Linked DNA regions of Homo sapiens: region 2 is linked to region 1. Evidence: chromatin contacts called from ENCODE Hi-C or POLR2A ChIA-PET data. All regions are on one chromosome and are shown on one strand. Each heading gives the region's core, a stretch centred on a gene start or an enhancer-like site at or near the end of the contact. The rest is flanking DNA. Distances are from core to core; before and after follow the strand shown. Region 1 overlaps RBMS1 (RNA binding motif single stranded interacting protein 1). Region 2 has its middle 23 kb from the start of RBMS1.

Region 1 (3,980 bases), core at 357-2,856:
ATAAAATTAGACTATTGCCTAGGTAACCCAGGCCATTCTTGGATTTATTAGTTTATTCTGAAAATCTGCTAGAAATCAGATTTTCAGAATAAACTAAGTGGTCCACATTCAAGACAGAATAAAATTCAAGTTTTGAAAGCTTTGGATCCAGACCGAATCAACCTACTAGCCAGATTCTTTTCTGAGGAAGCAAGCATCCCACTATCTTTTGGTACAAAGGTTCTCATTACCTGCAGAAGACATGCTACTTCCTCGTTTCCCACAGCAGTCACAATGCAAATGAGAACAATAAGTATAAATGTTAAGTTATAGAGGCTGGAAGCCAGGAATCTACTGGGAGGCTGTTAAGATAAATGTAGATTAAGCATCTTCTACTTGATACCTTCCAAAGTCTGTTTCATAATCTTAGGCTAAAGAACCAAATCTTTCACATGGCCCACATATCTCTGCAAGACTTGACTCATACTTATTTCTCCAGTACTATCTTGCACTATTGTCTTCCTCACCACTAAGAACCAGGTAATCTGGACTTTCAGTTCCTTATACTTGCAAGGCAACCAATCCAGCAGTATGTTTCACACATGCTATTCTCTATGCATGGAATGCTCCTTCTCTACCTCTTTGCCTAGTTAACTCCAACTTATTCTTCAAGGCTCGGCTTAAATTACTTATACCAGAAAATCTTCCCTCTTAATCCCCAGAATAGGCTGGGTCTTCCTGTTATATAACCCTCATATAGCATACTGTATATCTCCTTTTCTGGACTCACAAAGCTGCAATCTAAATTATTATTTAATGTCCATCCTTTCTGCCTCATTATAAAAGCTCTTTGAGAAACGGGGTTGTGCCTGTTTTGCTCATTGTTTTATCACCAGTGTTTTGTATAGTACAGAATAGGTATTCAATACTATTTATTGAACATGAATCTATTATATTTAAAGAATTTAAAAATGTATGTCTACATATAAACTTGCATATGTTACATTATATTATATGTACTTCTGAAGATACAAAGAAGAATCTGACAGTTTCAGTAAGAAAAAGACATGCACAAATGACCAAGTGGTAAAGCAGACTCTGATCCAGTAATATGAAGAGAACTAAATAACATACCATGGAGAACAGGGAAAAGGGGATTGACTCTAAATGGTGACCATAGGAAGCTTTGTGGAGGAGAATCTGAAAGCGCCTCTAAGAACAGGGAAGATTTATACATACATTTTTCTGGCCCACTAGAAACAGCAATGTTCACAGTGTTTGCCATCCCACTAACATTTTTCTGTTCTTCACTCTTCCTTTTCACTTGGTATTCCCGAATGCCTTCCAAACTCCAGGAAATAAAAGAAACAGTGGTTTAATGGGGGCATTGGCAATGCTTAACTCAAATAAATGACATTTTGACAATAAACTATTAGAACTGTGTGAAAACCGATTTAACTCCTTGCAGCAATAATAGCTTGGCAACTGTGTAAGAACTCAGATTAGGAACTGCAAATCAATTGTCCAAAAGAAGTCTTTTCTTAAATCCAGATATAAGGTATAAGGAATGTAAGATGTTTGGGCGGGGAAAAGGGAGTAAAGGTCACGCAGGCCACCTGGTGGCAATGTGTCAGAGAAGGAGCCAGAGCTTTGGGAAAAGTGAGGCTCACTGCCAACACTGCAGGAAATCTTTGTGACACACTGGTGTGTCATGAAACAATGATTGGGTATCACTAATAACAAGCATTTCACTTAATGGTTTGGAATTCGGATATACTACATAGCCTGCCCAACTACCCAGAACAGAGCAGAATTAGATCTGGGAAATCACCCTAGTTGCCCAATCCTCAGGGAATTCTCATCCTGTTGGATCCAGCAAGCTGAGTTACGAGCTACTCTTCTCTTCTGAGGTTCCTGGCTTCTAGCTAACTGGTCACATCTCCGGGATGAGCACCTACTCTCACTGGTTTTGATACGAATATTAAAAAAAAAAAAAATCTTTAGACTGAGTGAGGTAGCTCACATCTGTGGTCCCAGCACTTTGGGAGGCCAAGACAGGTGGATCGCTTGGGCTCAAGAGTTCAAGACCAGCCTGAGCAACATGGTGAAACCCTGTCTCTACAAAAAAATACAAAAACTAGCCAGGTGTGGTGGTGCACACCCATAGTCTCAGCTACTCGGGAGGCTGAGGTAGGAGGATCGCTTGAGCCTGGAAGTTGAGGCTGCAATGAGCCGAGATTGTGCCACTGCACGTTAGCCTGGCCCACAGTGTGAGACCTTGTCGCCAGAAAAAAACAAAACAAAACACAAAAAAACTTTAAAACAAGTTTGTTCACAGTTATGAGAACTTGAGTTCACTGAATTCAAGTTTTCAGCAACAAAATTCCATTTTTAGCTTCACAATTAAAACAAGTGAAATTTGGTCCAAATAACAAACATTAAGTGACACTGAGGTATAATTTTGATTCCTGGATTTACATACAGTATGTCAATGTTAAAGTGAAAAATAGGCTTCCGTTATGAAAGACACATTTGGTAAGCCACACTGCCTACATAAAATTTTCTGATTCTGATCTGCAGAAATGTGGCTTGGCTTTGGAGACTGTTCTTTTTCATATCATGTCTTCACAGTGCTATCTTAAAGCCTTTTGGCAACAATTCTTCATAAAGTGAATTTTAATTCCCAAGTATATTTTAATATCAATCTTTCAACACAAAGCACTATAATTTCAAAGCAGTTTGGAATATCTAGGAACATGTCTGTGCAACTGAACTGCGCTTCCTCTTAAGTATGGCATTGTGCAATCCTCGTTTACTTTGGATTATGTGATAAGGACTCAGCTCCTAATCATTTTAATCTCACATTTTTATGACCCTTTTGTTTAAAGTCAATATTTTAATTGGCATATCAAGATCTGAATGGATCTTGGATTAGAAATTGTGTTTAAATTGAGAAAAGGGCATATACTAGTCAAATGACTTCGATATGAGCACAGGAGCTGAATTTTCACTGTAGTAAAGGAGCTTGTTATAAAATAAAACGTTTAAAAGTAATGAAATAACATTCAATAGAAAAACTGTAGTCACTAGTTCATGAGAAGTGTTTAGCTGATACAGGATTCTAGTCCATTTAAAAAACAAATAAAAACCTCTACAACTACTGCTTTGGGCAATACATATATATTAAATTCAAAAATATTTTCAAAATCTTACTCTAGCCAATAGTTTCAGTCCATCCAATTACCAACTATTTCATCAACACTACTAAAAAATAGGGCATGAGTGTGAGCTCCTTTTCCCCCCACATTGCTCACCCAAAACAAACAAACATGAAAGAAAGAGCCTTTGAGGGAGACAGAAAGGAAAAAAAAAAACAGCAACGCACAGGTTAGAAAGAAGTCTCTAACAGTGCTATCCATTAGAATTTTCTGTGACGATGAAAATATTCTACATCTGCAGTAATACAGTGGCCTCTAGCCACATGCAGCTAATGGGCACTTGAAATATGGCTAGCATAACTAAGAAACTTAATTTTTAAGTAATTTAAATTTAAATAGAGTTTGTGGCTACCCTATTAGACAGCACAGGCTTATAATTAACTAAATCCCTGAAAAATGAAACTATTGTTTATGATCAGTTAAATATGGCAATTATCTTGCGGCCAGCAGGAGTCTAGAATTATTTTTATCTAATGGTTATCTGATGATCTTTAAAAATCATTACTAAATCAGCCATGAAAAAGAGCTTGGACTACAAATAAATAAAAGGAGCTTTGACTTCCTGGTCAAAGATGGCCAGAAATGGTAAGAATCCCAGGGCAGAAAAGACAAGCCCGACCCTGAGTCCTATTGTTACTGTTCTGCCATCTTACCCAGCTTTCTCAGGAATTAGACATTTAAAGAGGACTGGTATTTTAGCCAGGGCAGTTCAACATGACCCCAACTTTCTACAGAATAAGTAGAACCAAGCAGAAATGAAAAGAAAGATCTTGCTAACTTTCT
Region 2 (4,133 bases), core at 1,134-3,633, 84 kb after region 1:
ATTGGGCTTTGTGTCTTATTAAATCCTAAAAAGTTCTCTTTGTTTTAAAATAGCCTCATTTAGACAAATCCATAAGCAAATGTGTTTTGCAAATTTTTTTCTTATGAAAAATATTACTTATACCATACAGCTATTGTAAGAAATTAGGTTAGCTATATGCAAAACTTCTGATACCTAGCAGCTACTTAGGAAATGCAAATTCTCTTCCCACACCTTTTCCCTTCACCAATAGATTCAAGTACTCTAGAAAAGTTAAGGATTGTGCAAGCAAGAAAAAGTTTTTGGGTGAGGACATTTTGGAGAGAATAATTTCAGGACACAGGTGAGGTTATAAGGGAAATTGCAAAGGATTAGAGAGGAATGGTAACGATTGAATCAAGAAGCACAGATGATTCAGATATTTGGGAGATGAGGGAAGAAGAAAGAAGGCAGTAGCATAAGTGTGAAGCAGCACAGTGTAGTGGTTAAGCACAGGAGTTTGCAGCCAGGTTTCTTGGCTTTGAAGCCCAGCTCTGCTGCCTGCAAGCCATGTTGAGTGTGGGCAGTCATTTAACCTGTGTGTGAAAATGCAGGGAAGAGAGCAGCTTGGGGGGTTGGGGAAAGCTTAGATTTGCATTTGCTAAAGAATATCAAGTACAGGGACCACAGAAATTCTGCAGGATATGTCAACTCAGATGATGATTTCTCTTTTCAATTAAGTGTGATGTTAAAGCATCTGCCCAGAAAGAGGAAAATCAACGGCAGCTTGAAGCTTAGGGGAAGTGAAGAAAATGAGGGATAGCAGTTGTTGAGACTTAGTGACTTGGCAAGAAAGGCATTAAAAGATCACTAATAGTCGAGAAGGAATCAGGTGAGCTTGGAGGGCATGAATAAAAAATGGCTTCCATCAACAGATTTTTGTGACTCACTCCAAATGACATTTATCAACCAGGAAGCAGGAGAGGGAGAAAACAGAACACAACCTACAGAGGGAAGAGATAGTGGTTGGCAAGACAGCAAATTTATAAAGGATTCTAGACGAGCACATTGTCAAAATGGTCAACTGTTTAACATATATCAAGACGATGGAATAGCAAGACACTAAGGAAGAAAGTGTTCATGAGCATGTTCTATTTCTGTAAGTAGAAAAAAGAAAGGATCAGGTAGGCACGGTGGCTCATGCCTGTAATCCCAGCACTTTGGGAGGCCGAGACAGGTGGATCACCTGAGGCTGGGAGTTCCAGGCCAGCCTGACCAACATGGAGAAAACCCATCTCTACTAAAACTACAAAATTAGCTGGGTGTGGTGGCAGCACATGGCTGTAATCCCACCTACTCAGGAGGCTGAGGCAGGAGAATCGCTTGAACCTGGGAGGCAGAGGTTGTGGTTAGCCAAGATCGTGCCATCGCACCCCAGCCTGGGCAACAAGAGTGAAAATCTGTCTTAAAAAAACAACAAAAAAAAAAAAAAGAAAGAAAGGATCATTTTTTTAAGTGGCAAATTTTAAATGGCAGCTCAAATGAACCAGAAAGTAAGATGGAAAGGAAAGCTGAAAAGGTAGTGGCTCACATACTTCAAGTTTGTTGATAACCCAATGTGGATGAAGTTGAACTGATGCATGGCGAGATATCCGATGGGAGGCTCTCTGATTATGGGGAATTTTAGAGTGGAGAGTTTCGAGGGAGAGAACTTTGGAGGTTGAGGCACATTAACTCATAAGTATTAGAGTTAGAGATGGAAGAAATAGCAAACTGGTTGATTAAAGGACTATCGGGTCAGTGTCAGGGAGTGTAATGCTGGGGGGTGGAAAGTGAAGATGCTCACACACACTGCGGAAGACAGTAGTCCCCATGGGACTAAGAGGCAGGTTTTAGAGATCAGTAGATTGTTGCAGAGATTTCTCAAGTATATTGTCTTGCCAACTAATCCTGAAAACAGGTGGTAGGTCTGGGTCCAGCTGAAGATTTGCTTGACCTTGTCTTACACCTAATGCTAAGCGAGTTTTTGTATTACCTTCTGTGATTGATGTCATCTCAGTATTCACAGCACACCCACACTGTGCTCCAGAAAACATGAAACTAACAAAGCCCAGCTCTCAGCATCTTCCTCCTCACTCTCAGACATAACAAGCCTGCTGGGACAATTCCAATGAGCTGCCTTTGCCTGGGACAGAAACGTAGGGCTGGAGAGGGTGGAAAACAAAATGATCTTCCTACCTGCTTCCTGTGGGGCCATTTTAAGCGGGTGGGAGAGTGGGAGGGAGAGCTTATCTATATTTCAGTGCTGGTTAAAAAACATACCTTGGCTTTTGATTCAAGGTACTAATTTATGTAGTTTACATATTTGCACTCTGAGCCCCACGGTTCTTAACCACAAGTACACAGGCGTGTAAAAGGCCATTTAAGATGAGTCACTGAAATCTCGAGGGGCGTTTGTTCTCCCTCCTGCCTCTTCCACTTCTAGCGTGTTAGGTGAAGTTGTATTTGGAGGAGGCCCACAGGAAGAGCTAAGCAACAGCTTCAGAATTCAGCTGGAGCTTATGGTACATCATGTACCTCAATGGAAAAAAAAATTAAACTTGCCAGTGTCTACGTTAAAAGTTTTTGACATTTATTTAAACAAGGTCAGTTTCTTCTTTCTCTATGAAAATAGGCAAAATATTGCCACCTAAATGTCTTCATTTCAAGTAATTTGCAACACATACACAAATCACTGAGGGGCTAAGGTGACATTATTGATAATTCAAGTTTCAAAAAGGGATTCTGAGAAATTGCTTTACTGCTATGTGTTCCAGACTGACTGCCTCCATTAAGTACGTTCATTAGATAATCGCCTGACTTTTCCACTTTCCTTTTCTGGTGAAGCCACATGTAACATGTCCAAAATGTCTAGGGGAAATCATGGAAATCATGGAACTTGTGCACATGCATACAGCATTGCTTTTCAAAAAGGACAGAATATGTTCAAGAACTATTTATATTCTGGGCAAGCTTTGAATTTGTATATATTATGTGCACAGAAGATAATTTGTTATCATGTTGTACACCAAATTAAATGACCCTTTGATACTGAGGTCATGCCCATTCATATTAGTAGGAGTTAAAGACACCAAGAGGACCAAAAACTGATGCCAAGAATGCATGGAATGGTTTCCATGGAGCATAATGGCACAATTGTCTTATGGAACAAAATTGAAAAGAACTGGAGAACAGGAAAAGGGCGTGGTGTCTGCAAAAATGAAAAACTTTATTCATGGATTCAAATTTATGCTTAAAATGAATTGAATGTGATACACCATTCTTAGTTTTCAGACAAACGTTAGAAACTAGCTAAATAGTGATGGAACTTTTAGAGTAGTCTGGCAAATTTTTCTGGAAATTACTTTCCCTCAACCTCAAGTATTATCACCAGTTCTTTTTCACTCTTCCTGAGAGGATGAAAGAACATCTTCTAATTTTGGTAGAGACAGTGTCTTACTCTGTCACCAAGGCTAGAGTACAGTGGCATGCAATCATAGCTCACTGTAACCTTGAACTCATAGGCTCAAACAATTCTACTTCAGCCTCCTGCATAGCTAGGACTGTAGGAGCACACCACTATGTCTCTCTAATTTTTTATTTTTAGAGACGGGGTCTCGCTACATTGCCCAGGCTAGTCTTGAACTCCTGGCCTCAAGTAATCCTCCTGCCTTGCCCTCCCAAAACGCTGGGATTACAGGTATGAGTCACCACACGCAACGTACTTTTATTTTTTAACTAATGCTTTTGAACAGGTTCCTTTCAAACTCCTTCTCAGGACTTCATGCCACCGATCTTCACATTGCCTTATAAACCTGCCATTTCTCCCTACACATCTTGACGGGCTTGTTAGTAGAGTCCATTACCATGAAGAAACCAATCTGACCAAAAGATTGTTAAATTTTTGCCCAAGAGATATCCAAACAATTTGTTTTATCTTCCTATTTAACTGTTGGTTACATTTTGTTGTATTCTATAACCATAATTAAACCTTCCTATGATTGTCTACAGCTTTGTGAATGCTGAAAACCAATACATTGCTTTAACATTCTTGTATGTAAATATTGGTCACTCAGAGGCTTCCTGATAGTACAATTTGGTGCCATTCTTAGGACCATTACTTGTGTTAAATTCAA

What was found. Hi-C counts contacts between places; a loop is a spot of excess contacts on that map. ChIA-PET counts read pairs that join two places held with the same protein, here RNA polymerase II (POLR2A). Pooled maps may share reads with other maps.
Region 2: a loop to region 1 is called in a pooled map, with 5 times the contacts of the local background. The contact joins two enhancer-like sites. A Hi-C loop is called at or near these places in 5 of 50 pooled maps. POLR2A ChIA-PET finds 5 or more read pairs at or near these places in 3 of 52 experiments (A673, T-cell and activated CD4-positive, alpha-beta T cell).

The regions. Positions count from the first base shown.
Region 1 is chr2:160,431,150-160,435,129 of GRCh38, forward strand. All of the region lies in intron 1 of RBMS1 (RNA binding motif single stranded interacting protein 1), which reads right to left. Among named protein-coding and RNA genes, the nearest start is that of MIR4785, 25 kb to the left of the region's middle. Within about 2 kb of position 1,607, at least 3 of the 41 ENCODE cell types and tissues checked have a DNase peak (open chromatin) inside an H3K27ac peak, as active enhancers do.
Region 2 is chr2:160,514,793-160,518,925 of GRCh38, forward strand. No RefSeq gene overlaps it. Among named protein-coding and RNA genes, the nearest start is that of RBMS1, 23 kb to the left of the region's middle. RefSeq lists an enhancer at 129-298. Within about 2 kb of position 2,384, at least 2 of the 41 ENCODE cell types and tissues checked have a DNase peak (open chromatin) inside an H3K27ac peak, as active enhancers do.